Regions from separate parts of the Homo sapiens genome. Here region 1 is linked to region 2. A link is an interaction called in ENCODE POLR2A ChIA-PET data of the cell type or tissue named here. Cell type or tissue: Caco-2. All regions are shown on one strand. Each heading gives the region's core, and the rest is flanking DNA. Links, peaks and the distances in the headings are about the cores only. Region 1 overlaps LINC01429 (long intergenic non-protein coding RNA 1429). Region 2 has its middle 120 kb from the start of LINC01429.

Evidence for each region. ChIA-PET counts read pairs that join two places held together with the same protein. Peaks named below come from ENCODE experiments on the same cell type or tissue, not always from the same donor. Only the 100,000 strongest peaks of a DNase experiment are listed, where the experiment ranks them.
Region 1: POLR2A ChIA-PET joins it to region 2 with 7 read pairs; 4 of 35 experiments call an interaction of 5 or more read pairs at or near these places.

Annotation. Positions count from the first base shown.
Region 1 is chr20:51,840,165-51,855,129 of GRCh38, reverse strand. LINC01429 (long intergenic non-protein coding RNA 1429) reads left to right here. Exons shown (of 3, transcript NR_110016.1): 2 at 12,381-12,445. Among named protein-coding and RNA genes, the nearest start is that of LINC01429, 15 kb to the left of the region's middle. RefSeq lists an enhancer at 8,151-8,651. In Caco-2, for the core only: no CTCF peak of the experiment used is centred there; no DNase peak of the experiment used is centred there.
Region 2 is chr20:51,974,905-51,989,869 of GRCh38, reverse strand. No RefSeq gene overlaps it. Among named protein-coding and RNA genes, the nearest start is that of LINC01429, 120 kb to the right of the region's middle. In Caco-2, for the core only: no CTCF peak of the experiment used is centred there; a DNase peak (open chromatin) is centred at 9,379.

The DNA.
Region 1 (14,965 bases), core at 7,174-9,673, 130 kb after region 2:
GAAGTGGGTGTGGCTATAAAAGTATAACATGAGGAATCTTTATGATAATGGAAATGTTCTGTATCTTGAATATATCAATGTCAACATCCTGGTTATGATACTGTACTAAAGTTTTGTAAGAGGTTTCCATTAGGAGAACTGGGTAAAGTTTACACAGTATCTATTATTTCTTAAAAGTACACATGAGGCCGGGCACGGCGAGGTGGCTCACACCTGTAAGCCCAGCACTTTGTGAGGCTGAGGCGGGTGGATCACGAGGTCAGGAGATCAAGACCATCCTGGCTAACACGGTGAAACCCCGTCTCTACTAAAAGTACAAAAAATTAGCCAGGCGTGGTGGCGGGCGCCTGTAGTCCCAGCTACTCGGGAGGCTGAGGCAGGAGAATGGCGTGAACCCGGGAGGCAGAGCTTGCAGTGAGCTGAGGTCACACCACTGCACTCCAGCCTGGGCGATAGAGCGAGACTCCGTCTCAAAAAAAAAAAAAAAAAAAAAGAAGAAGAAAAACAAAAAAAAATGTGAATCTTCGCTTCAAAATAAAAAGTAAAAAAAAAAAAAAAAAAAACCCTACATACCTATATATGACATTGAAGTACATGAAACTGTCATGTTTATATGTCAAAAATGGTCTCATATTGGTACTTTCACATGGCTCAACCTAATATTTTTTCCTACTCAGTTGGTAGCATCCAAAACAGTCTGGCAGCTTGTGTTTTTCTTTCTTTTTTTGAGACAAAGTTTCACTCTTCACTCTTGTCTCCCAGGCTAGAGTGCAATGGCATGATCTTGGCTCACTGCAACCTCTGCCTTCCGGATTCAAGCTATTCTCCTGCCTCAGCCTCCCAAGTAGCTGGGATTACAGGCATGTGCCACCACGCCCGGGTTATTTTTATATTTTTAGTAGAGACGGGGTTTCACCACGTTGGTCAGGCTGGTCTCAAACTCCTGACCTCAAGGTGATCCAACCACCTCAGCCTCCCATGCTGGGATTACAGGCGTGAGCCACCGCACCTGGCCCCAGCTTGTGTTTTTAATTTCAGTCTATCTCTCACAGAATGTCAGTTCAAACACAGCTGCCTCCAGCTGCAGAAATACAATGCCATATCATAGATGACCATAACTTATTTTGACAGCTTCCTCTAATGGACATTTGGGTTGTTTCTATTACTTAGCTTTTACATACAATGTTGCAATGTATTTCCTTATACGTACATCACTTATCATATATTCCTGAGTGGGGGTCTATAGGATAAATTTCCAGTAGAATAATTGTTAGGTCAAAGAGTATGTACATCTCAGTCAGGCATGGTGGTTCATGCTTGTAATCCCAGCACTTTGAGACGCCAAGGCAGGTGGATCCCTTGAGAGTTCAAGACCAGCCTGGCCAACATGGCGAAACCCCGTCTCTCATAAAAATACACACACACACAAAAAATTAGCTGGGCATGGTGGCGCGCGCCTGTAGCCCCAGCTACTCTGGAGCCTGAGGCATGAGAATCACTTGAACCCAGGAGGTGAAGGTTGCAGTGAGCTGATCGTGCCACTGCACTCCAGCCTGGGCGATAGAGCGAGACCCTGTCTCAAAAGAAAAAAAAAAAGGAACGTGTATAGTTTCTATTTTAGTTTATGTTTCCAAATACTCCCAAGGAGACTAAAGCATTTTTAACTCCCACCCTCTTGGCAGTGTATGTCAGAGCCTGATTCCCCACACCCTGCAAAGACGGCATTATCAAAAGGTTGGATATCTGTTGATCTGATAAGGAAAAAAAAGATATACTAATTATATTTGCATTTTTCTTATAATGCCTGAGGTCAAGAATCTTTTCTTATACATGCCTGCTAGCTTCCTCTACAGTATTCATTTGCAATCTTCTAAAGGGGTTTTGTTTTATATTTCTTCCTATCATGTAGCTCAGTAAAGTATTTGCATACAGTGGAAGATTAAGAAATATTCAGATTACTAGACACACCTGGACACAGTCCCCACCTCTCAGCCATCTTCAGAGCCCCACCTCCACCTCCTCAGGCTACAATGGACAGAATGAAGTAGAGAAATCAGAAATGCGCTTTGAGATAAATAGTGAATGAAACCAGACAACAAGTGGGATCACGTCCACCACAAAACCAAGCATGACTTTGCCTACACTTTCAGGGATATTTTTACAGGGTGCTGCAGTACTAGATCCAAGGACGCAAGAGCTTTGCAAGAACCAAAGAAAAATATCAAATCCTGGCTTACCAAAACAAATTTAAAAATAGACAGAGGCTGATGCAGTGGCTCATGCCTGTAATCCCAACATGTTGGGAGGCCAAGGCAGGAGGATGGCTTGAGGCCAGGAGTTGGAGGCCAGCCTGCGCAACATGACAAAACCCTGTCTCTACAAAAAATTGAAAAATTAGCTTGGTGTGGTGGTGCATGCCTGTAGTCCTAGTTACTTGGGAGGCAGAGGTGAGAAGCTGCCTGAGCCTATGAGTTTGAGACTGCAATGAACTATGATCACCCCACTGCACTCTAGTCTGTGTGACAGAGTGAGACCCTTCCTCTCTAAAAATTAAATAAAAATTTAATAAGTGATAAAATATACACAGAGAATTCACAAATGGCTACAAATTGTTACATCATACTAACTGGCATCTGCAACTGGTGGTTTTTAGAGGTCTTTAGATCACAAGAGCAAGCTGGGTGTGGTGGCTCACTCCTGTAATCCCAGCACTTTGGGAGGCCGAGGCGGGTGGATCACCTGAGGTCAGGAGTTCGAGACCAGCCTGGCCAATATGGTGAAACCCTATCCCTACTAAAAATACAAAAATTAGCCAGGTGTGATGGCACACACCTGTAAACCCAGCTACTTGGGAGGCTGAGGCAGGAGAATCACTTGAATCTGGGAGGCGGAGGTTGCAGTGAGCCGAGAACGCGCCACTGCACTCCAGCCTGGGCGACAGAGCGAGACTCCATCTCAAAAAAAAAAAAAATCACAAGAGCAAAATATTCTATCTGAGCAAAATTAGTAATTGCACACTTCAGAACATTTCAAAAATTACACACATTTGTTTAACTGAATGTGAAATATGGTCGTATTTTACTATATTAGGTGTCGTATATAGTAAGGCCCACCACAGCAAGAAAAGCCTGTGTTAACCACATTCCTAGGTGCCGCTAGAACTGCAGTGACCAGGCCGGCCGCGGTGGCTCACGCCTGTAATCCCAGCACTTTGGGAGCCTGAGACAGGCGGATCACGAGGTCAGGAGATCGAGACCATCCTGGCTAACACGGTGAAACCCTGTCTCTACTAAAAATACAAAAAAATTAGCCTGGCATGGTGGTGGGTGCCCGTAGTCCCAGCTACTCGGGAGGCTGAGGCAGGAGAATGGCATGTGAACCTGGGAGGCGGAGCTTGCAGTGAGCCGAGATCACACCACTGCGCTCCAGCATGGGTGACAAAGCGAGGCTGTGTCTCAAAAAAAAAAAAAAAAAGAACTGCAGTGATCAGGTGTGGGCTGCAGGAGAACACACTTGACCTATAGTCCCCATCTACCCATTTCCAGGCCCGCTGAAGCCACAGCCCTGAGCTTCGCTGTTTTGTTTTATACCACTTCCATTTCCTCCCCTGTAAAATAAAGCAATGATAGCAACCTGGACATAAAATTTCAGAAAGGATGGACAAAACAAGGTGTTCAGGATGGAACATCAGGCACAGTGGATGTCTAGATGGTGGATAAGACTTGGGTCAGGCCTCCTGCGGTGTTTCTCAAAGCTTTGAAAGGCCCCTGGTGGCATAAGAATGGTCTCTCCAAGCAAAATCCCTGGAAGAAAGTGTACCAGCCTACATTTTAAACAAGCGTGCCCAGGGCATATGAAAGTGCACTAAAATGTGTTTCTTACTTTTTTTTTTTTTTTTTTTTTTGAGACGGAGTCTCGCTCTTGTTGCCCAGGCTAGAGTGCAATGGCACGATCTCGGCTCACGGTAACCTTCGCCTCCCGGTTTCAAGTGATTCTCCTGCCTCAGCCTCCCGAGTAGCTGGGATTACAGGCATGTGCCACCACCCCGGGGTAATTTTGTATTTCTCCATGTTGGTCAGGCTGGTCTGGAACTCCCGACCTCAGGTGATCCCTCAGCCTCCCAAAGTGCTGGGATTACAGGCGTGAGCCACCACGCCCGGCCTTAAAATGTGTTTCATAACAGCTTTAATGAGATATACTTCATACTCAATTTACCTATCGAAAGTGACCAATTCAGTGGTCTTTAGTGTGCGCACAGTCATTGCAATGCTCACCATAATCTTTTTTTTTTTTTTTTTGAGATGGAGTTTCACACACTCTGTCACCCAGGCTGTAGTGCAGTGGCGCTATCTCAGCTCACTGCAACCTCTGCCTCCTGGGTTCAAGCGATTCTCCTGCCTCAGCCTCCCAAGTAGCTGGGATTACAGGCATGTGCCACCATTCCTGGCTAAGTTTGTAGTTTTAGTAGATATGGGGTTTTACAATGTTGGTCAGGCTAGTCTCGAATTCCTGACCTCAAGTGATCCACCTACCTCGGCCTCCCAAAGTGTTGGGATTACAGGCGTGAGCCACCATGCCCGGCCTCAAGTAAGAATTTTATTCTTTTCTCTTTTTTGCTGAATAGCTGAATATACTCTAAATTTTGAGACCACTGAATTTCAGGGCTTTTTTTTTTTTTTTTTTTTGAGACAGGGTCTCATTCTGTCACCCAAGCTGGTGTGCAGTGGCATGATCTCATGATCTCGGCTTACTGCAGCCTTGACCTCCTGGGCTCTGGTGATCCACCTCAGCCTCCTGAGTAGCTGGGACTACAGGCCCACAGTCACCACGCCTGGCTAACTTTTATCATTTTTGTAGAGATGGGGTTTCACCATGTGGCCCAGGCTGGTCTCAAACTTCTGGGCTCAAGCAATCCACCTGCCTCAGCCTCCCAGAGTGCTAGATTACAGGCATGAGCCACACACGAGTGCTAGATTACAGGCATGAGCCACACACTGGCCAGTTTGAGGTTTTGAAGCACTATCAGAGTATTTTGGTGTTTGTGGTTTTGTTTTTTAAAGAAATCCAGAATTTGAATAGAGTAGCCTGTGTTTGCACAGCCCCCAAGGTAGTCTCCTAAAGCCGGGAACATACATCTTCTTTTTTTTTTTTTTTTTTTTTTTTGAAACAAGGTCTCACTCTGTTGCCAGGGTGGAGTACAGTGGCGCCATCTTGGCCCACTGCAACCTCTGCCTCCCAGGTTCAAGTGATTCTCATGCCTCAGCCTCCTGAGTAGGTTGGGACTACAGGCTTGCGCCACCATACTCAGTAATTTTTGTATTTCTAGTAGAGACGGGGTTTCACCATGTTGGCTGGGCTGATCTGGATCTCCTGACCTCAAGTGATCTGCCTGCTTTGGCCTCCCAAAGTGCTGGGATTATAGGCAGGAGCCACCGCGCCCAACCTATAAGTCTTTTTAATAACCACTGTCCGGAGGGGACAACCACAGCTACCGTTGCTTTGTGCCACTTGCCTATGTCTTTCCAAATTTATCTTGTGGAACCCCCTCCATATGGGCGGTTACCACCCCTACTTGCCAGGAGGACATGGAGGCCCAGCCAGGTTAAGTCACTTATCCAAGTTCACTGGGACAACCAGAAGTTGCTCTGACTCTACAACCTACATTATTTAAGTTTGTGAAGTCTACAACCTTTCACCTTTGTCGAAAAGCTTGATGGATTTAATATGCTGGATGTATAAACATCTACATACACAGAAACATATGTATAGACATACATATGTAATATAATATAACAATATATGTCATACGTGATATAATATGGCAGAGTAACATAACAAAATTTGAGGAGTTGTTTATTTCACCCAGTCATCTAAGGTAAACAAGGAGACATTCATTGCAACATTCATTAAAACATTCATTGAAAAGTAATTATATAAACTTCCAAATCTAGGCCAGGTGCAGTGGGTGGCTTACACCTGCAATCCGAGCACTTTGGGAAGCCAAGGTGGGGGAGGATCACTTGAGGCCAGGAGTTTGAGAGCAGGCTGGGCAACATAGCAAGACCCTATCTCTAAAAAATATTTTAAAATTAGCCAAGTGCAATGGTGCCTGTCGTCCTAGCTACTCAGGAGGCTGGGACGGGAGAATCACTTGAACCTGGGAGGTCGAGGCTGCAGTGAGCCATGGTTGTGCCACTACACTCCAGCCTGGGCGACACAGTGAGACCCTATCTCATAAATAAATAACAAATAAGAAATATCCAAATGTCCTGGACAAGAGGCAGAGACTTCTCTTGACCCAATAACGGATCCAGAAGAAAATAGCGGAAGCTTCCTATTTTGAAAAATGGGTGGGACTCCAAGTGATATGAAACCTTTCACGTATTCATGAATGCTAACTGGAAAGATAGTTGGGAACATTCCAGAAGGTTATTCCTTCCCTCTTTCTCTCTCTCTTTTTCTCTCTGTCTCTTCTTCTCCCTCTCTCCTTGGGAGATCTTTGATAACCATCTTGGCCTTTGGAAACCTCTTTTATTAAGCCATCCTATTGTATGCTAAGTTATGGTGGCTGAGACTGATCCCTTCACAAAAGTCCTTTGTTTGGGGATTCTCTCAATAAGCTGGGACTCAGTGAATTATGCTTCTTCTTGGAAGCCTTTCTTAGCCGATTGTATTTACCTAAGGAAGCATTATTTTCTGTCTTGTTTTATTTTCCTCTTTTTCTCAAGCGTAATTCAGATATCAGGAAAGCATGAGAGAGATAAAGAAATTACCAACTAACAAGGAGTTTCTGCCTTCTAAGCTTTGAAAATGGTAGAGATTTTTTGTAACAAGCATGTATCACTTACAGAACTTTTTGAAAAATTGTATTTCTTCGGTACCGGGACCTTGTACCAGGAAAGATGTTTCTCCCCCAGCCCTGGAGATGACATGAGATGTTCTCATTCTGACATATTTCCCCTTGTCTGCTGTTCCTAGTCACTTTCATTGTTATTTAGTTTTACTTCAATATTCAGGGGTGGGAAGAAGGAAGAATAAACAGCTCTTTCCTATTCATTATTTTCATCCTAGAATAAGATCTTCATTATTGTAAAAATTAAAAAAAAAGGGGGAGTGCTTTAAAAGTAAAATTAAATTGGTTTTTAGTTTTAGTTTTGGTGCTGTCTTTAAAGAGAACTGGTGGGAACTTTAAGAAAAAAAAAAAAGCCGAGCCACATCAAATGAGAGCAGCAAAGGACGAAATGGCAATAAAGGAAGCATGGGGTGTGTGGGGGGTGTCCCCTCAGGATGGAGAATGTCCCTCTCCTTCCTTGAAAGGCAGCCTTCTTTTCATGGGAAACCAAGCCCCTGTGTTATTGGGCTCACAATGAGTTCTCCAGATGTAGTTCCCAGGAGTAAGGATTCTCAGAGAAATAAAAGAATCCTAGAAGCTTCTGTTTGTTTGTTTTGTTCTTGTTTTAGTAAGATTTTGAATAGGTAATGCATCCAAGTGCTTCAAATAATCACCAAGTTTAACAAATGGTGAAAAGTCTCTTAACCACTGTCCCACAGCCACCCATTTGTTCCCCTTCTCATAGTCAACCACTACTCCTTTATGTTGTATAATATGATACTCAGAGCTACATTGTGCATATACAACCAAATATAAATATGTATTCCACTCCCCGCTCCCTTTCTACACAATTGTCAACATATCATCCAGATGGCTCAGCCCCTTTGTCCTTGCATGAACCATTGCTCTTGGCCATTGTTCCATCTCAACACATATAGAGCTTGATCTTGTTTTTTTTTTTTTTTTTTTTTTGAAACAAGAGTATCGCTCTGTCACCCAGGCTGGAGTGCAGTGGCGCGATCTCGGCTCACTGCAACCTCCATCTCCCAGGTTTAAGTGATTCTCCTGAGTCAGCCTCCTGAGTAGCTGGGATTACAGATGTGTGCCACCACCCCCGGCTAATTTTTGTGTTTTTAGTAGAGACAGGGTTTCACCATGTTGGCCAGGCTGGTCTCAAACTCCTGACCTCAGGTGATCCTCCCACCTCAGCGTCCCAAAGTGCTGGGATTACAGGCACGAGCCACCACGCCCAGCCCTTTGATCTCTCTTTTCTATGACTGTATAGTGTTACGCTGTAAATGTCCTTTATTCTATTTAACCAATTCCCAAATGATGGGCCTTTATTGTTTTTGAGACAGTCTTTCTCTGTCACCCAGGCTGGAGTGCTGTGATGCGATCTTGGATCACTGCAACCTCCACCTCCCAGGTTCAAGCGATTCTCCTCTCTCAGCCTCCCAAGTAGCTGGGATTACAGGCACGCGCTACCACACCCAGCTACTTTTTGTGTCTTTAGTAGAGACGGGGTTTCACCATGTTGGCCAGGCTGGTATCAAACTCCTGACCTCAAGTGATCCGCCTGCCTGGGCCTCCCAAAGTGCTGGGATTACAGGCGTGAGCCACCGTGCCCGGGCTATGATGGGCCTTTAAGTTGTCTTCAATATTGGGCTATTACAAACAGTGCTCCTGTGAATTATCTCGGTTGCACATCATTTCTCACATGTGTGAGTAATTCTGAGGGCACCTCCCCCCAGGAGGAATTGGTAGGTCAAAGAGAGGAGGGACTTGAGATGTCCGTGTTATTTGTAAGATTAGTTTTTTAGGTCCTCAGCTTTATACTATCTTAATATTTAAATTTAAATTACCCAAGTAATGCATTAAGCAGTTCTGTCTGGCCGGGCGCGGTGGCTCACACCTGTAATCCCAGCACTTTGGGAGGCAGACGCGGGCAGATCATGAGGTTAGGAGATGGAGACCATCCTGGCAAACACGGTGAAACCCCGTCTCTACTGAAAAATACAAAAAAAATTAGCCAGGCGTGGTGGCGGGCGCCTAGATCAGTAAATCTAGGTTATCTGGTATATCTGGTAAAATGTGAAAGCCCCCTTTGAATTTCCCACTTACTATTCACCACCACATTCACCTTGAAATCCAAACTTCTCAAAATTAACCACCGTGAGCAGTTTAGTCCAGACTTTTCTATGCATTTATATTTCTATTCATATACACATATCTATGTATGTCTAGGATAATAGATATATTAGATACATAGATAATATATTTATCTACATATATAACACACACAAGTGTTTGTGTGTGTGTAGAAATATAAATATAGACTGGGTGTGGTGGCTCACGCCTATAATCCCAGCCCTTTGGGAGGCTGAGGTGGAAGGATTGCTTGAGTCCAGGAGTTTGAGACCAGCCTGGGCCATATAGTGAGACCTTGTATCTAGAAAAAATAAAAAATAAATAAAAATAAAAATAAAAAGGAAGAAAAGAAAGAAAAAAATTAGCTGGGTATGATAGCATGCACCTACAGTCCCAGCTGCTTGGGAGGCTGAGACGGGAGGATTGCGTGAGCCCAGGAGGCTGTGGTGGACTGTGATCTCCAGCCTGGGTGACAGAGTGAGAACCTGTCTTAAAAAGAAAAGAAAAGAAAAAGAACTGTTAACAGCAGTGCTTGTCAGACTTCAATGTGCTGAAGAATCAGCTGTTGATTTTGTTAAAATGATTCAGTGGGTCTTGGGTAGGATCTGAGATTCCCCATTTCTTTTTTTTTTTTTTTTTTTTGAGATGGAGTCTCGCTGTCGCCCAGGCTGGAGTGCAGGGGCACGATCTCGGCTCACCGCAAGCTCCGCCTCCCGGGTTCACGCCATTCTCCTGCCTCAGCCTCCCGAGTAGCTGGGACTGCAGGCACCCGCCACCACGCCCGGCTAATTTTTTGTATTTTTAGTAGAGACGGGGTTTCACCGTGTTAGCCAGGACGGTCTTGATCTCCTGACCTCATGATCCACGCGCCTCGGCCTCTCAAAGTGCTGGGATTTACAGGCGTGAGCCACTGCGCCCGGGCGAGATTCCCCATTTTTAGCAAGCTCCACTGTGATGCCAATGCTGCTGAATTTGGAGTGATTTTCAGTTTTAGCTTTTGTCACTGCTTTGTTTTGTTTTTACATAAACGAGATCATATCTACTTATTGCTCTGCAACTCACTTTTTTTCGGTAACGGTCATTCTGGAAAATAATATGGATGTGGCTTTGCAAGTCTAAGGAGTCTGTGTGTGCCTGCAGAGCTATAAACTTTTATGAAGGAAAAATCACTTTAATCGATTTTCAACCTGAATCTCTAAATCAACTTTAGAGGACCAATGGTGGTATTTGAAACAGTTTTTATTTGCTAATGAAATTAAGCTTCAAATGACATGAAAATTGTTTCTGATCAGCTCATTATCCTACCCTGACACTGAGCAATAGTGTGTCTTTTGAGAATGTAACAGACATGAAGACAGAAGAGATGAGATTCAGGTTTCTCGACATAATTAATTTCATTGGCAAAAAAAGGAAAAGTTTCCTCTGGATTGATTTACAAAGGGTGTTTCGTTTTGTTTTTATGTATATATTTTTGAGACAGAGTTTCTTTCTTGTCGCCCAGGCTGGAGTGCAATGGCACGATCTGGGCTCACTGCAACTTCTGCCTCCCGGGTTCAAGCAATTCTCCTGTCTCAGCCTCCCGAGTAGCTGGGATTACAGGCACATGCCACCATGCCCGGGTAATTTTTGTACTTTTTTTTTTTTTGAGACAGCTTCTTGCTTTTGTCCCCCAAGCTGGAGTGCAATGGCGCAATCTCGGCTCACTGCAACCTCCCCTTTCCGGGTTCAAGCAATTCTCCTGCCTCAGCCCCCCACCCACCCAGTAGCTGGGATTTCAGGCGCCTGCCACCACGACTGGCTAATTTTTTTGTATTTTTAGTAGAGATGGGGTTTCACCATGTTGGCCAGGCTGGTCCTGAACTCCTGACCTCAGGTGATCCACCCGCCTCAGCCCCCCAAAGTGCTGGGATTACAGGCGTGAGCCACCGTGCCCGGCCAATTTTTGTATTTTCAGTAGAGACGGGGTTTCATCATATTGGTCAGGCTGGTCTCAAACTCCTGACCTCAGGTGATCTGCCTGCCTCGGCCTCCCAAAGTGCTGGGATTACAGGTGTGAGCCACCATGCCCGGCCATTACAAAGGGCATTTTAATTAGCATAGAGAAAAACAAATAGGAACACAAAGTTCTGTCTTCAATGTAGATACTTCAATGTTGTTTCTTGCCTGTGCAAGGGAGGGAAGGATGGTTTGAATTTATGAAGATCACCTGAGGATCTACTGTTGCTCTATTTGCTCGAGCAGGAGGTCAGGGACCCCTCACTCTGCTCCTTATCCCTCATGCACTCCATCACCAAATCTCCAAGTACATCATGAGTCCATTTGTTTGCACCTTGCTACCACCCCACTATCCCGATCGTCCATCACCTGTAGACGGGCAGGAGCTTCCTCACTGGTCTTCCCATGCACTCTCACCTCCCTCCAGTGAGTTCTGCAACTGTAGCCGGCCGCGACTGCATTGCACCCAAACTGAATCCCATGAATGCTCAGAGTAAGACCCCATGGATGCCCGCCATCACCTGCCTCTGATCCATCTCAAGGTCTTTCCCAAGTGAGCCTCTGGCTTCCTCTCCAGTGTCACTGCTCAACCCTCTGCCCAGAGGCTATCTCTGCCCACTTTACCCAGTTGCCCCATCCTACAGGTTTCAGCTCCAAGGTCCCTTCCTCAGAGAAGCCCTCCTGGACCAGTTCCAACTCCTGGTGGCGGTGCCTGGCACTTTTTCTCCATATCCATTATCATACTGTGCAATAAGATCTTTCTGCGTACTTGGGGGTGATTATTTAACTGATGTCCACCTCCCTCCACTAGACTGTGTGCTAAATGAAGATGGGTAGGTACCATGTCTGTTTTTGCTTATTGTTGCATTCCAGTGCCAATCACAGGGCCTGGCATATAATAGGCAGTCCAGTAATAATCTGGTTATTTGAAAGAGCACAGGAAGGAAGACCCAGGGCATATTGGCTGTTGTTGCTGACACTGGTGCTGAAGGGCTTTGGTGAGGATGCTTAGGGAGGAAGTGATGAATCAGAGCAGATTGGGTTGGGATGGCAGAAAGGATCAGAAAGCTAAGCTAGACCCATTCTTTGCAGCTGGGCCAGAGGGTAGGACGGTGAGTAATGATAGCACTTCGGGGGTCACCTCGGGGATGATAGTCTTGTCAAGTCTTATACGTGACAGGGAGAAGCAATGGCTAATACATCTATATATCGATAATATGAATAAATAATTTTAGAAGTGTCTTCATGCACAAACCAATGATGAAAGCAGGCCATGAATGGAGACACATGATCAGTTTCACTGTGTGTCCTAAAACACATTATTTTTAGGAGTTTCCTAAAAATAAACCCCAAGGCTCAGTGACCAAACGTCAATGATGATAACAACGAGCGTTTTCCTTCCTAGGGTGGAACATCTTTTGAAGAGCTCAGACCCTGGACCCCTGATCTTAATGAGCTTTGCAGCCTTCAGTAAGTCGCCAACATATATCTGTACCTCTGAGCTCAACCAACCTTAAGTAATGTGTGGAGTGCTAGAGTACACCCTTGCAGGAGTCTCTCGGACCCACGCCAGATCTGAATCTTGTCTTGGCCAGTTTTCTCTATGGGTGAACCCTCCCAGCTTTCAGACCAACTGTGACCTCAGTTTGGAAAGTGGTGAGAATCACTGGTCCCACCTCATGGGGCATGACATAGATTGCATTGGTCAATCTATCTATAGCCCCAGACATTGGGGAGCACTCAGAAGATGGGGCTTTCCATTGTCCAAGCTAGTCCTGAACAACAAAGGGCTACCTGGGGATGCAGAGTAAGAAGTCAACTGAAGCAAGACTGAGATCACTTAGTAACTCCAAGCTGAAGAGTGGGCAAAGACCTCTGTTTCTTTTTTTTTTTTTTTTTTTTCCGAGATGGAGTTTCGCTCTTGTTGCCCAGGCTGGAGTGTAGTGGCATGATCCCAGCTCACTGCAACCTCCGCTTCCCAGGTTCAAGTGATTCTCCTTCCTCAGCCTCCCAAGTAGCTGGGATTACAGGCGTGTGCCACCACGCCTGGCTAATTTTTGTATTTTTAGTAGAGACGGGGTTTCAATATGTTGGTCAGGCTGGTCTCGAACTCCTGACCTCAGGTGATCCACCCGCCTCAGCCTCCCAAAGTGCTGGGATTACAGGCGTGAGCCACCGCGCCTGACCTGTTTCTTTTTTTTGAGACAGAGTCTCACTCTGTTGCCCAGGCGGAGTGCAGTGGCACAATCTCAACTCACTGCAGCCTCAACCTCCTCAGACTCAGGTGATCCTCCCACCTCAGCCTTCCGAGTAGCTGGGACTACAGGCGTGTACCACCATGCCCAGCTAATTTTCATATTTTTTGTAAAGCTGGGATTTCACCGTGTTGTCCAGGTTGGTCTCAAAACTCCTGGGCTCAAGCCATCCTCTCGCCTCAGCCTCTCATAGTGCTGGGATTACACACATGAGCCACTGTATCCGGGAAACCTCTGTTTCTTAACGCAGTCAATTCAGCACCAAAATATCCAATTCTGAAATGTGGAGACTTGAGCATTTGTCCAGCTTCTTTTTGTTTTGTTCACTGCTGCAGCGTCAGTGCTTAGAACAGCGTCTGGTATGGAATAGGCACTAGGATGAGGCCAGGCAGGCACCACGGGCAGGAAATGCAAAGGGAACCTTACGCTAGGGGTTTTGCAGGTGTAGCAGTGACAGAGAGTGAGGCCTTCTTGCCTTTTGTGCCTGAGGTGCCTGCCTTGCCTCTGGCTGGTCCTCAGCGTGGTCTGGTACATGGTAGGTATTCAGTACATAGCCATTGAATGAATGAGTCCAGTTTTATAGAAACAACCAGATTTTTTACTTAACCTTTTCTCTCAGATGTTTTGACCTCAGCGTTGAGCAGCCTCGGACTAACTTGAAATAATTTCTGTGATTCTGAGACCCCCCAGGAAATGTAGATATTGTAATCACCAAAATGTCCATGATAAAGTTGCCATTCAACCTTTTTGGAGCACTGTGTCTCTGTCTTCTGCAGTTCTTGGCAGGCATTTCACACGTGCCAGGACTATGAAATAGGTCATGGCAAGCAGGTGGGAGGAGAGAGAGAGAAAGAGAGAGAGAGAGAGAGAGAGAGAGAATGTAAGCACAGGTTGGCTACTGTCAAGGAAGATAATTTCCATGTAGTTAGAAAAGGCTGTGGAATGGCCATCTTCATTACCGTTTTAATCTCTGCTCTCACCTGCTTGCTGGCTAATTTCGTTCTGTAACTGACCTTCACGTCAAAAGCAAGGTTGTACCATTTTAATACTTTGGGACATGTTGCCTTTGCATTCCTGAAACCTTTTCAGTTTTTTGTTTTGTTTTGTTTGTTTTTTGTTTTTTTTTTTTTTGAGACAGAGTTTCACTCTTCATTGCTTAGGCTGGAGTGCAATGGCGTGATCTCGGCTCACTGCAACCTCCAGATCCTGGGTTCAAGTGATTCTCCTTCCTCAGCCTCCCAAATAGCTGGGATTACAGGCATGCGCCACCACGCCCAACTAATTTTGTATTTTTAGAAGAGACAGGGTTTCACCATGTTGGTCAGGCTGGTCTTGAACTCCTGACCTCAGGTAATCCACCCACCTCGGCCCCTCAAAGTGCTGGGATTACAGGCATGAGCCACCGTGCCCAGGCCAGTTTCATATTTTTTATTTAAAAAAAAATATTAGTCCGGGCGCGGTGGCTCACGCCTGTAATCCCAGCACTTTGGGAGGCCGAGGTGGGCGGATCACGAGGTCAGGAGATTGAGACCATCCTGGCTAACATGGTGAAACCCCGTCTCTACTAAAAAAATACAAAAAATTAGCTGGGCGGGGTGGAGGGCGCCTGTAGTCCCAGCTACTCAGGAGGCTGAGGCAGGAGAATGGCATGAACCCGGGAGGCGGAGCTTGCAGTGAGCCGAGATCGTGCCACTGCACTCCAGCCTGGGCGACAGAGCAAGACTCTGTCTCAAAA
Region 2 (14,965 bases), core at 8,362-10,861:
GCAGTGCTTTGCTTCCACCAGGCTTAAATAGGGTGCCACTGTTGAATACATTTCTTGGTTCATTTGGTTTATGGGATACACCAAGCCTCTGAATCATCTCAGAGGCAGTTTGGCATAGTGTGAAGAGCGTGGGCTACACACAAGCCTGGGGTTCAGCTCCAGCTTCACCCCTTGCTAGCTGTGTGACCTTGGGCAAGTAACTTCACCTCTCTGTTTCCTCATCTATAAAATGGGTAATAATAATAGAGTGGTTGTGAGGATTCAACAGGCTCTTCTGAACAAAGGACTTAGAAGAGTACTGGGCCACACTGATCTCCCACTACATGTAAATGAATGTAATAATTATGGCCACCCAGGGTTGTCCAATATAGCTCATAAATGAAATTTTGATCAGAAATAAAAGTTAGTACTGGGCGCAGTGGCTCATGCCTGTAATCCCAGCACTTTAGGAGGCCGAGGCGGGCGAATCATCTAAGGTCAGGAGTTTGAAACCGGCCTGGCCAACATGGTGAAACCCCGTCTCTACTAAAAATACAAAAATTAGCCGTGTGTGGTGGTGGGCACCTGTAATCCCAGCTACTCGAGAGTCTGAGGCAGGAGAATTGCCTCAATCTAGGAAGCGGAGGTTGCAGTGAGCTGAGATCATGCCACCGCACTCTACCCTGGATGACAAAGTGAGACTCTGTCTCAAAAAAAAAAAAAAAGAAAGAAAAGTTAGTGAAGTAGAATGGCATTATTTCTCAGCTGTTGTTACATAGATGCAGAAAATAGGTCCAGCTAGCGGTCTTCAAACTTTTAAAGTGATGCACCCCAGCAGTTATTAAATGTTTAGCCCTCTCTCCAATAGAGAAATGACTATTTATTTATAAACACTATGCATTTAGAATTCTACAACTCCAAACACTGCAATAGCTCCCATTTTCACACAAAGTAAGAGCCAAAGTCCTTACTAGCCATAAGAGCCCACCCTAGAGGAACCAGCTTCCTCTGACTTCCCCTACTCCCCTCAATATTCCCAGCTTCCTCTACTCCCGTCAATATTCATTCTGCTCCAGCCAGCTCTGGTCTCCCTGCCTCTTTCCCCACATCAGTCCTGCTCCCACCTTTGCCCGTCGCTCTGGCTGTTCCCTCTGCCCGGAAGCCTCATCCCCTGGAGTTCTGCAGACCTCACTCCCTCACTTTGTTTGAGTCTGCACAATTGTCACCTTCTCAATGAGGACAACCCCTGACCACATATGTAAAGTTACCACCACCTCCCTTCACTTCCACATCCCTTTCCTCATTTTTCTTTTTTACTGTGATAATTTATTGTATCAGCCAGACGCAGTGGCTCATGCCTGTAATCCCAGTATTTTGGGAGGCCGAGGCAGGTGGATCACCTAAAGTCAGGAGTTTGAAACCAGCCTGGCCAACATGGCAAAACCCCATCTCTACTAAAAATACAAAAATTAGCTCGGTGTGGTGGCGCGCACCTGTAGTCCCAGCTACTTCAGAGGCTAAGGCAGGAGAATTGCTAAGGCGGAGGTTGCAGTGAGCCAAGATCGTGCCACTGTACTCCAGCCTGGGTGACAGAGTAAGACTCTGTCTCAAAAAAAAAAAAAAAAAAAAAAAAAAAAAAACATAATTTATTGTATCTATTAACTTATTCTTTCTAATACACTATGTAATTGTTTTAGCTTATTCAGCCTGCTATAACAAATTACCATAGATTGGGTGGCTTTATTTATTTAATAGACAGGATCTCACTCTGTTACCAGGCTGGAGTACAGTAACATGATCCTGGCTCATTGCAGCCTCAACCTCCTGGGGTGAAGCAATCCTCCTGCCTCAGCCTCCCAAAGTGCTAGAATTACAAGCATGAGCCTCTGGCATGGCCTCTGGGTGGCTTAAAAAACAAGAATTTATCTGTCACAGCTCTGAAGGCTGAGAAGTCCAAGATGAAGGCACTGCCAAATCCAGTGTCTACTGAGGACCCACTTCCTGGTTCATAGCTGGCCACCTTCTAGTATCTTCACATAGCAGAGAGCAGAAAGCAAGAGCAAGCTCTTGTGTCTCTTCTAATAAGGGCCCTCATTCCATTCATGAGGCCTCCACCCTCATGATGTAATCACCTCTCAAAGGGCCCACCTCCTAATTCCATCACACTGGGGGTTAGAATTTCAGCATATGATTTTGGAGGGGCACAAACATTTAGTCCACAGCAGTAATGTAACTACTTATATTTATTATTTATTGTTTTTCCCTTCCTGCTAGGATGTAAGCCCCAAGAGGACAGGGGACTTTGTTTTATTTACCAGTATATCTCAGCCCATAGAACAGTGCCTGGCACATACTAGGTACTCAATAAATATTTATTGGCCGGGCGCAGTGGCTCACACCTGTAATCGCAGCACTTTGGGAGGCTGAGGTGGGTGGATCACCTGAGGTCAGGAGGTTAAGACCCGCCTGGCTAACATGGCACAACACCATCTCTACTACAAATACAAAAATTAGCCAGGTGCAGTGGTGCACCTGTAGTCCCAGCTTCTCAGGAGGCTGAGGCAGGAGAATTGCTTGAACCCGGGAGGCGGAGGTTGCAGTGAGCCAAGATCATGCTACTGCACTCCAGCCTGGGCGACAGAGCGAGACTCTGTCTCAAAAATAAATAAATATTTATTGAATTAAGCAATTGAATGACTAAATGAATTAATGAATATTTTATCTACATGAAACTCTGGGCTAAGCCCAGAAAGGCAATTATGTTTTGGTAGACAGTTCTAGTTATCAGCTGGGCCTGGCGGCTCACACCTATAATCCCAGCACTTTGAGAGGACGAGGCTGGAGGATTGCTTGACCTCAGAAGTTCTAGACCAGCCTGGGCAACATGGCAAAACTCTGTCTCTACAAACAACACAAAAAAATTATCCAGGTGATGTGGCACATGCCTATGGTTCCAGCTACTCAGGAGGCTGAGGTGGGAGGACTTCTTGAGCTTGGGAGGCAGAGGTTGCAGTGAGCCAAGATAGTGCCACTGCATTCCAGCCTGGGAGACAAAGGAAGACTCTGACTCAAAAAAATAATAAGAAAAAGAAAAAGGTTTTTTGTTTTTGGTTTTTTGTTTGTTTGTTTTTTTGAGACAGAGTCTCACTCTGTCACCCAGGCTGGAGTGCAGTGGTGTGATCTCAGCTCACTGCAACCTCCACCTCCCGGGTTCAAGAGATTCTCCTACCTCAGCTTCCGGAGTAGCTAGGACTACAGTTGCGCGCCACCACGCCCAGCTAATTTTTTTTTTATTTTTAGTAGAGACAGGGTTTCACTATGTTGGCCAGGCTGGTCTCGAACTCCTGACCTCAGGTGATACACCCGCCTCGGCCGCCCAAAGTGCTGGGATTACAGGAGTGGGCCACCACGCCTGGCCTGTTTTTTTTATTATTATTTTTTTTTTTTGAGACAGAGTCTTGCTCTGTCGCCCAGGCTGGAGTGCAGTGGCGCGATCTTGGCTCACTGCAAGCTCTGCCTCGCGGGTTCACGCCATTCTCCTGCCTTAGCCTCTGGAGTAGCTGGGACTACAGGTGCCCGCCACTACACCCGGCTAATTTTTTTGTATTTTTAGTAGAGACGGGGTTTCACCGTGTTAGCCAGGATGGTCTCGATCTTCTGACCTCGTGATCCGCCCGCCTCGGCCTCCCAAAGTGCTGGGATTACAGGCGTGAGCCACCGCGCCCGGCCTGTTTTTTTTTTAATGAAAGTTCTAGTTGTCAAGATCCTGTCTCTTTCTTCCATGGAATTGAATTCTCAGCAGGGCTGAATTTTTTCAGAAAGAAACGCTACCTTTCCAAGCCTCCCTTGTAGCTTAGGTACGGTCACGTGACTTTGTTCTGGCCAATGGGATATAAATGGAAGTGTCAAGCCTCGGGTGGGTATCTTTGCTTTCTCTTTGTTCTTTTCTCCATCTTGCTGCCTGGAACTTGGATGCCGCCATCTTCGGCAATGAGGTCATTTGACTCTGCAAAGCAGAGAACCAAGAAAGAAGCAGCTTGGAGCTGGGCGCAGTGGCTCACGCCTATAATCCCAGCACTTTGGGAGGCTGAGGCGGGCGGATCACGAGGTCAGGAGATTGAGACATCCTGCCTAACATGGCGAAACCCCGTCTCTACTAAAAAGTACAAAAAATTAGCCGGGCGTTATGGTGGGCGCCTGTCGTCCCAGCTACTCCAGAAGCTGAGGCAGGAGAATGGCGTGAACCCGGGAGGCGGAGCTTGCAGGGAGCCGAGATCGCGCCACTGCCCTCCAGCCTGGGCGACAGAGCGAGACTCCATCTCAAAAAAATTAAAAAAGAAGCAGCTTGGGACCAAGGAGAGTCATTGAAGCCTTAGACTACCTATGTAGTGTTTAATTGAGAGAAAATACGCATTTATCTTGTTTAAGGCACTGGTTTTTTGGCTGGATGTACATAATAGACTTTTTTTTAACCAGGAATAAAAATTAAGTTAGGCTTTTGTTTAACTTCAGTGTGCAATTGGCAAGCCCTTCTCCAACCCCCATGTGGCATAACAATCCTTTCTAGCTGCTTTAAGTTGCTGAGCCACCAATTTCTATTATTCCTGGAATCTGAGTCATCTATACTCCCTGTGTTATTACACATAATATGTTATTATGACTTTAATCAAGGAAATATTTTTTTCACTTGATATATTAGTCACATAGCTCCTGGATTGTCAGAAACAGCCAGGAATGCTAGCTAGTATTGCATCATTTTATCTGTTATTTCCTGTGGGGAGTGGCTTAAAATCAGACCAGCCAAATCTAGGCAGGAACTGGATCTTGCTTTCATTAGTTTCTGCAATTATTTTCAGAAGGAATCAGTTTCCAAGGCAGAGGAAGGAATAAATACTATTTGCTTGGTTTTACTACTGAAGTTGTGTAATTTACATAACAGCAAAATTACAGCTTAGAATTCTAAGTAGCAATTATAATGTTTAAAAAAAGACAAAACTTTGCACTTAAGCAATAGCAAAGAGTGGAAAATGTTAAATAAACTTCACACAAAATTTAAATATTTATTTAATCTCATTTGCCTGGAGGGAAAAAAAACCACATTCTTTAGCCCTAAAATTGAAATAGAAGAGAACTCTCACAGACAGTAAATTCAATTCTAAAAGCCCCAACGCGGCCGGGCGCGGTGGCCTACACCTGTAATCCCAGCACTTTGGGAGGCCGAGGCGGGCAGATCACGAGTTCAGGAGTTCAAGACCAGACTGTCCAATATGGTGAAACCTGTCTCTACTAAAAAATACAAAAATTAGCTGGGCATAGTGGCACGCACCTGTAGTCCCAGCTACTTGGGAGGCTGAGGCAGGAGAATCGCTTGAACCTGAAGGCAGAGGTTGCAGTGAGCCGAGATCATGCCACTGCACTCCAACCTGGGCCACAGAGTGAGACTCCGTCTCAAAAAAAAAAAAAAAAAAAAAAAAAAGCCCCAATACAGGAAAATAGATATGGAAGGAACTCAAAAACTCATACAAATAAGGTGGCAAATGAACTTTCTAAGCCTAATGATACATGTGATGTCACCCAAACAAAACAAAAAGCTAATTAGGCATTCTTGTTTTTCCCTTAAAGCCAATCTTTTTTTTTCTCCTCTTGGATCCATCCAGTGAGGTTTTATAACCCTCCTATTTGCCCTAAAGCAAATGGGCATTAAAACCATATTTTAATATTAGGTAAGTTATTGGTAAACAATCTTTGGTCCTAAAAAAGTGAAACTGTTCTTCATTCAGTGCATAAGGATTGAAAAAAGTCTTGGATTAGGAGATCAGTTTAATGCCTATCAAATCACTATGGAAAATGCTTTGAGAAACTCTGGCAGTGCCAGTTTCCCCAAAGTGAGGAATGGCTGCAAGGTGTGGTCTGAAGATTATTATTGTCCATAAGCTAGATAATTTAGATGGTGCATGGATGTGGCATTAAATAATGCTATAAGGCCTGGTGTGGTTGCTCATGCCTGTAATCCCAGCACTTTGGGAGGCTGAGGTAGGAGGATCGGTTGAGTCCAGGAGTTTGAGACCAGTCTCAGCAAATGGTGAAACCTCATCTCTATTAAAATACAAAAATTAGCCGGGCATGGTGGTGCGCACCTGTAATCCCAGTTTCTTGGGAGGCTGAGGCAGGAGAGCAAGACCTTGTCTCAAAAAAATAAAAATAAATAAAATAACAATAAATAGGCTGGGCGCAGTGGCTCACACCTGTAATCCCAGCACTTTGGGAGGCCGAGGCAGGTGGATCACAAGGTCAGGAGATCAAGACCATCCTGGCTAACATGGTGAAACCCCGTCTCTACTAAAAATACAAAAAATTAGACGGGCACGCTGGTGGGCGCCTGTAGTCCCAGCTACTCAGGAGGCTGAGGCAGGAGAATGGCGTGAACCCGGGAGGCTGAGCTTGTAGTGAGCCAAGATCGCACCACTGCACTCCAGCCTGGGCAACAGAGCAAGACTCCGTCTCAAAAAAAAAAAAACACAATAAATCTACAGGGGTTCATCTTCAATCTTTCGGATTACATTAAGGAGAAAGTCTCTGTTTGGTGCTAATAGATCTTTATCACCTCTCCACACTTAACTAATTTCCCTTGTTGAACAGACAGCAAGCCCCAGCTGCACAGCCTTTAGCAGATTAGACTGCTTCCCTAGAATTTTATTTTATTTATTTATTTATTATTATTTTGAGACGGAGTCTCAGCTCACTGCAACCTCCAACTCCTGAGGTCAAGGGATTCTCTCATCTCGTCTCCCAAGCAACTGGGACTACAGATGTGTGCCACCATGGCTGGCTAACTTGTCATTGTTGTAGAGATGGGATCTCACTCTGTTGCCCAGGCTGGTCTTGAACTCCTGGGCTCACACGGTCCTCCCACCTCAGCCTCCCAGAAAAGGGCTGGGATTACAGGCATGAGCCACCATATCTGGCCTAGAATTTTTTTTCTTTTCTGGAAATTAATTTGTGCCATTACCTGCTGTTTAATAATGAATACCAAGTTCTCCATTCATAATAGTAATATATAAAGTTTCCTGTGAAAATACATTTGTATAAAGGAAAGGACATGAGTTAAATTGTTTTACCTATATGCGTATTAAGTAAAACATTGACTCCTTAGATTTGGCAGAAATTGTGAAGGTGGTACACAAATGATGAATACGGGGAGACACTGGATTGGAGATCCATCTCCTCCCATCTTCTTCTACCATCTTCTCTATATCTTTTAGGAGAGAATGCTAGAATTGCGGTCAGCAGACTATTCAGGAACATCTTTTTCAGGAAGTTCACAAGATTAAGACTCTTTCATAATAATAATACTAAGCCTTTATTTATCATTTTCACTTGTAGTCAATCACAAGTACAGTGGGATTTTCCAGAGGCTGCATGACATATGATATCACAACAAAGTAAATGTAGAAGCTGCTGTGTGTATCTGGCCGTCTTGTATAAAGCAAGGCATTAGAGGGATTAGCAAGAAAAAAGAAGCAAAAAATGTTACTCTTTTCACTAAATTTTTTGTTTTGGAAATTTTTTTTTTTTTCATAAAAGTAACATTACTTTCTTTCTTTTTTTTTTTTTAAGACCCAGTCTCGGCCAGGTGCGGTGGCACACGCCAGTAATCCCAACACTTTGGGAGGCCAAGGCAGGCGGATCATGAGGTCAAGAGATTGAGACCATCCTGGCAAACATAATGAAACCCCGTCTCTACTAAAAATACAAAAATTAGCTGGGCGTGGTAGCACGCACCAGTAGTCCCAGCCACTCAGGAGGTTGAGGCAGGAGAATCGCTAGAACCTGGGAGGCAGAGGTTGCAGTGAGCCGAGATCACGCCGCTGCACTCCAGCCTGGGCGACAGAGCGAGACTCCGTCTCAAAAAAAAAAAAAAAAAAAAGGCAGACTGAGCATAGTGGCTAATGCCTGTAATCCTAATACTTAGCGAGGCCAATACTGGTGGATTGCTTGAGCCTGGAGTTCAAGAACAGCCTGGGCAACACAAACAGACCTTGTCTCTACAAAAAAAAAACAAAAAAAATACAACAATTAGCCATGTGTGATGGTGCACACCTGTAGTCCCAGCTTGGGAGGCTGAGGTAGGAGGATCACTTGAGCCATGATCACATGACTGTACTCCACCCTGTGCAACAGAGTGACACCCCATCTCACAAACAAAACAAAACTAAAACCTCATATCCCAGCTCTACCACCTCCTAGTTCTGTAGCCTTGGAGAAATCAGTTCACTTCTCTTAGTTACAATTTATTCATCTGTAAAATAGGAAAAGTAGTACTAATAATACCTGCCTAAGGGGGTAGCTGTGAAGATTCAATAAAACTTGTTGTTGTTGTTGTTGATGTTGTTGTCATTGTAGAGACAGGGTCTCACTATGTTGCCCAGGCTGGTCTCAATCTCCTGCACTCAAGCTATCCTCTGGCCTTGGCCTCTCAAAATGCTGGTATTATGAGCATGGTAGCAGGCCTGGCCTCAATAACATTTTGCTTGTAAAAAGCACATAGTACAGTCGGCCCTCCAGATCCATGGGTTCCATATCTGCAGACTCAAACAATCAGGGCTGGAAAATAGTTGAAAAAATAAAAATAAAAATAAAGACTACAATAAAAAATCATATACATAAAACACGCCGTATAAACAACTATTAACATAGCATTTACACTGTATTTGTTTTCAGTTTTTTTTTTTTTTTTTTTTGAGATGGAATTTTGCTCTATTGACCAGGCTGAAGTGCAATGGCACAATCCTGGCTCACTGCAACCTCCGCCTCCCTGGTTCAAGCAATTCTCCTGCCTCGGCCTCCCGAGTAGCTGGGATGACAGGTGTGCACCATCACGCCCAGCTAGTTTTTTTGTATTTTTAGTAGAGACGGGGTTTCACCCTCTGGGCCAGGCTGGTCTTGAACTCCTAACCTCGAGTGATCCACTCACTTTGGTGTATTAGGTATTATAAGTCAGCGGTACCCAACCTTTTTGACACAAGGGACCAGTTTCGCAGAACACAATTTTTCCACAGACCCGCTGGTAGGGGGATGGTTTTAGGATGATTCAAATATATTACATTTATTGTATACTTTATTTCTATCATTACATTGTAATATATAATGAAATTATTATACAACTCACTGTAATGTAGAATCAGTGGGAGCCCTAAGCTTGTTTTCCTGCAACTAGACAGTCCCATCTGGGAGTGATGGAAGACAGCGACAGATCATCAACAACCTAGTTCCCTCATGTATACAGTTCACAATAGGGTTCGCACTCCTATGAGAATCTAATGTGGCCGCTAATCTGACAGGAGGCGGAGCTCCGGTGGTAATGCGCGCCATAGGGAGTGACTGTAAATACAGAGGAAGCTTTGCTTGCTCACCTGTTGCTCACCTTTTGCTCTGCAGCCTGGTTCCTAACAGGCCATGGACTGGTACCTCTGTTATAAGTAATCTAGAGGCTGGGCACAGTGGCTCACACCTGCAATCCCAGCACTTTGGGAGGCCGAGGCAGGCGAATCACCTGAGGTGAGGAGTTCGAGACCAGCCTGACTAACATGGTAAAACCCCGTCTCTACTAAAAACACAAAAATTAGCTGGGCGTAGTAGTGGGTGCCTGTAATCCCAGCTACTCAGGAGGCTGAGGCAGGAGAATAGCTTGAACCCAGGATGCAGAGGTTGCAGTGAGCTGAGATTGTGCCCTTGCACTCCAGCCTGGGTGACAGAGTGAGACTCCCTCTCTAAATAAATAAATAAATAAGTCTAGAGATGATTTAGAGTATACAGGAGGATGTGTGTAGGTTACATGCAAATACTAGGCCATTTTATAGCAGGGCCTTAAGCATCTGTGCATTTTGGTGTTCACAGGAGACTCCTGAAACCAGTGCCTCATGGATACAGAGGGATGACTGCATATATCAGGGTTTCTCAACCTCAGCACTGCTGACACGTTGGGTTGGATAATTTTTGGTTGTGCATTGTAGGGTGTTTAACAGCATCCCTGGCCCCTGCCCTCTAAATGCCAATAGTAATCCCATCCTCTCCCCTTCCCATCAAGTTGTGAAAACCAAAAATATCTCCAGGCATTGCCAAATGTTTTCTGGAGGTAAAAGCACCCCTGATTGAGACCCTCCAGCTGACATGTAAATATTCTATACATTCCCCCTCACAGATTGGCCCATGGTCTTGGGTTCAGAACCACCAGTATAATCAAACCTCACACGTCACAGGGGAGAAAATCAAAGCCCAGAGTGATTTGCCTATAGTGATTGTCTTTGTTTCCTTGGGTTGCCATAAGAAATAGCCACAAACTGAATGGCTTAAAACAGCAGGAATGTATTCTCTCACAGTTGTGGAGAACAAAAATCCGAAATCAAGGTATCAGCAAGGCCGTGCCCTTTCTGAAACCTCCAGGGGAAAATTCTTCCTCATCTAGTCCAGTTCCTGCTGGCTCCGTGCATTCCTTGACTTGAGGATGCGTCAGTCCAATTTCTGCTTCAGCCTTCACATGGTCTTGCTGTGTGTGTGTGTGTGTGTGTGTGTGTGTCTGTGTGTGTGTGTGTGTCCCTCTTTTTTTTTTTTTTTTGCTTTTTACTTTTTTTTTTTTTTTTTTTGAGACAGAGTCTCCCCTGTCACACAGGCTGGAATACAGTGGCACAATCACAGCTCACTGCAGCCTCGACTTCCCAGACTCAAGTGATTCTTGTGCCTTAGCCTCCCAAGTAGCTGGGACTACAGGAGTGCACCACCATGCCTGGCTAATCTTTTGTAGTTTTTGTACAGACAGGGTTTCGCTATGTTGTTCAGGCTGCCCCAATTTCTAGGCTCAAGCAATCCACCTGCCTCTGTTACAGTCTCACCCAGGCACCACAATGTAGCAGTCTCTCATTGTGAGGTATAACCTGGAGTTCTGTGTTTCACAACCAAGAGAATTAAGGAGCATGGACACAAAGTGCAAGGTTGGAGCAAAAGTTTAATAGCAAAAGAAGAAAGCTCTCCACTGTAAAGAGGGGGCCTGAAAGAGGGTTCCTGGGTTTTTTTTTTTGAGACAAAGTTTTGCTTTTGTTGCACAGGCTGGAGTGCAATGGTGCAATCTTGGCTCACTGCATCCTCTGCCTCCCAGGTTCAAGTGATTTTCCTGCCTCAGCCTCCCAAGTAGCTGAGATTACATGTGCCACCATACCTGGCTAATTTTTTTTTTTTTTTTTTTAGTAGAGACAGGTTTTCTCCATGTTGGTCAGGCTGGTCTTGAACTCCCGACCTCAGGTGATCCACCCACCTCAGCCTCCCAAAGTGCTGGGATTACAGGCATGAGCCACTGCACCTGGCTGGGTTCCTGTTTTTACAGTTGAATGCAAAGGCTTTTATAAGAAGCTGATGAGGAATGGTCATATCATTTGCATAAGGCACGAATTTCTGGTAGCTCCACCCTGTCCTCCTAATGCACCTGCAGGCCCTTAGCTCGAGTTACTCCATATCACTTTGTTCCTCTTACCACACATGTGTCAGGGGACGGCATTTTCATTGTGGGCATGTCTAGGCAAGTCACTTGTGTAGACTTTTTTATCTGTGCAGCTGTGGGCATGTCTTAGGCTGCGGGCACAGATAAGGGAACGTGCACAAGCCCCCCTATGCAAGTTCCCTTATCTGTACCTGCAGCTTGATTTTTCCGGCTGTTCTTTGGTTTGAAAGAATTCAGCTGAGAACCCACCCTAACTGCCTGCCTGACCGGTTTCTTCCTTTCTCCTCTCTCACTTTGGCCTCCCAAAGTGCTGAGATTACAGGCATGAGCCACCACACCCAGCCATGTCTTCTCTTCTTATAAGGACATTTGTCATTGGATTTAGAGTCCATCCAGTTAATCCAGGATATCATCTGAAGATCCTTAACCTTATTACATCTGCAAAGACCTTTTTTTCCAAATAAAGTCACATTCACAGGTATTGAGGATTGGGACTTAGACCTATCTTTTAGGGGACCACAATTCAACCTACTGCCAAGAAGTTATGTGTAAACAGCTCTATAGCATGTTAGTGATAGAGTTAGAATGCAAGCAGGCTGGGCGCAGTGGCTCACACCTGTAATCCCAGAACTTTGGGAGGCCGAGGCGGGTGGATCACGAGGTCAAGAGATAGAGACCATCCTGGCTAACACGGTGAAACCCCGTCTCTACTAAAAATACAAAAAATTAGCCAGGCATGGTGGCGGGCGCCTGTAGTCCCAGCTACTCGGGAGGCTGAGGCAGGAAAATGGCGTGAACCCAGGAGGCAGAGCTTGCAGTGAGCCGAGACTGCGCCACTGCACTCCAGCCTGGGTGACAGAGCAAGATTCCGTCTCAAAAAAAACAAAAAAAATGCAAGCTTAAGTTTTGTGACTTCCAATATTATTACCCACCCTCTCTAAATTTCAATTTCCACATCTGTAAAATGGGCCTAACAAAGAGATCTACCTCATAGAATAGATGGGCTCATAACACCCCAGTTTGTGATCCTAGTTTTACTCAAGAAAGTACTTTGCACAATGGCTGGCTTGTAGCAAGTGCTTCAAAAATGTTAGCTATTTCTGTCATTATTGTTACCATTTTATTATAAGGTCATTCTTTCAACTAAGAAAAAAATAAAATCCCAAGGGAAAGACTGTCTCAAGCTTTAAGTTTATAAACTAGATGGTAACACCAACAATTCAGTTCTCTGGTTGGTTGGTTGGTTGGTTGGGTGGTTGGTTGGTTGGTTGGTTGGTTTTTTTGAGACAGGGTCTCATTCTGTTGCCCAGGTTCAAGTGCAGTGGTGCGATCTTGGCTCACTGCAACCTTCTTCTCTAGGGCTCAAGCGATCCTCCCACCACAGCCTCCTGAGTAGCTGAGACTACAAGGCACACACCACCACACCCAGCTAGTTTTTCTATTTTTAGTAGAGATGGGGTTTCACCATGTTACCCAGGCTGGTCTTGAACTCCTGAGCTCAACCTGACCACCCACCTCAGTCTACCAAAGTGCTGGGATTACAAGTGTGAGCCACGACGCCCAACCCAGTTCTCTATTTTAAACTATCACTTCTCCCTTATCAGGTGGTGTGGCATACGGAACAACCTTTGTAAAGATCTGGTCAAACTTTGAAAGTAAAGTAATGAGAGGAAAGCGTACTTTGTATATTTCTGTTAAGTCTCTGTAAACCAAGAAGACAAGATGGCATTTGTTTGTTTGTTTTTTTAAATAATTAGATTCTGAACTCCTGACATCCATGTCTAGCTACTTTTAAACAGACAGAATGGTCTCAGGAAGAATTTTATCCCAGAAGACAGTAGGTTCAGGCTGGGCGCAGTGGCTCATGCCTGTAATCCCAGCACTTTGGGAGGCCAAGGCAGGTGGATGGATCACTTGAGGTCAGGAGTTCAAGACCAGCCTGGTCAACATGGCTGGTCTTTTCTTTTTAGCTCCCGCATGTGTGTGAGAACGTGCAATATTTGTATCTGCCTTGTCTGTGCCTGGTTTATTTCATTTAGCATAATATCCTCCAGTTCCATTCATGTTGTTGCAAATGACAGAATTTCATGCTTTTTTATTGCTAAATAATATTTCTTTATTTCTTTTTCTTTCTTTTCTTTTTTTTTCTTTTTTTTTTTTTTTGAGACAAAGTCTCCCTCTGTTGCCCAGGCTAGAGAGCAGTGGTGCGATCTCTGCTCACTGCAACCTCAACCTCCTGGGTTCAAGCGATTCTTCTGCCTCAGCCTCCCGAGTAGCTGGGATCACAGGCATGTGCCATCATGTTCGGCCAATTTTTGTATTTTTAGTAGAGATGGGTTTTCACCATGTCGGTCAGGCTCGTCTTGAACTCCTGGCCTCAAGTGATCTGCCTACCTCAGCCTCCCAAAGTGCTGGAATTACAGGCAGGAGCCACTGTGCCTGTCCCCTGAATAACATTTCATATGTAGCACATTTTTTTCACTCATTCATTGATAGACACTTGGGTTGATTCCATATCTTGCTTACTGTGAATAGTTCTCTACTAGCTTTATCAAAAAGTGTAAAAAGTGACAAGTGGACTTAATTTTAATAATATAGACTTTTATGTAACTCAGTAGATCCAAAATATCATCATACATACAAGCAATATAAAAATTATGAATTTGAGGCTGGGCACGGTAGCTCACACCTGTAATCCCAGCACTTTTAGAGGCTGACGTGGGTGGATCACCTGAGGTCAGGAGTTCGAGACCAGCCTGACCAACATGGTGAAAACCCACCTCTACTAAAAATACAAAAAATTAGCTGAGCATGGTGGCACATTCCTGTAATCCCAGCTACTTGGGAGGTTGAGGCAGGAGAATCACTTGAACCCGAGAGGTGGAGGTTGCAGTGAGACGAGATGGTGCCATTGCACTTCAGTCTCAGTGACAAGAGCAAAACTCCATCTCAAAAAAAAAAAAGAAATTATGAATTTGATATTTTGCTTTTTTTTTTTTTTTTTTTTTTGAGACAGAGTTTCGCTCTTGTCCCCCAGGCTGGAGTGCAATGGTGCAATCTCGGCTCACTGCAACCTCCGCCTCCTGGGTTCAAGCTAGTCTCCTGCCTCAGCCTCCCAAGTAGCTGGGATTACAGGCACGCCATCAGGCCCAGCTAATTTTTGTATTTTTAGTAATAATCGCCTCCCAAGTAGCTGGGATTACAGGCGCGCCATCACGCCTGGCTAATTATTTGTATTCACCATGTTGGCCAGGCTGGTCTCAAACTCCTGACCTCAAGTGATCTGCCCGCTTCGGCCTCCCAAAGTGCTAAAACTACAGGCGTGAGGCACTGCGCCCGGCCGAAATCGCCATTTTTATACTAAGTCTTTGAAATTCAGCATGTATGTTACACTCACAACACATCTCTTACATCTTTTTTTTTTTTTTTTTTTTTTTGAGACAGGGTCTTGCTCTGTCACCCAGGCTAGAGTGCAGTGGTGCAGTCTAGGCTCAC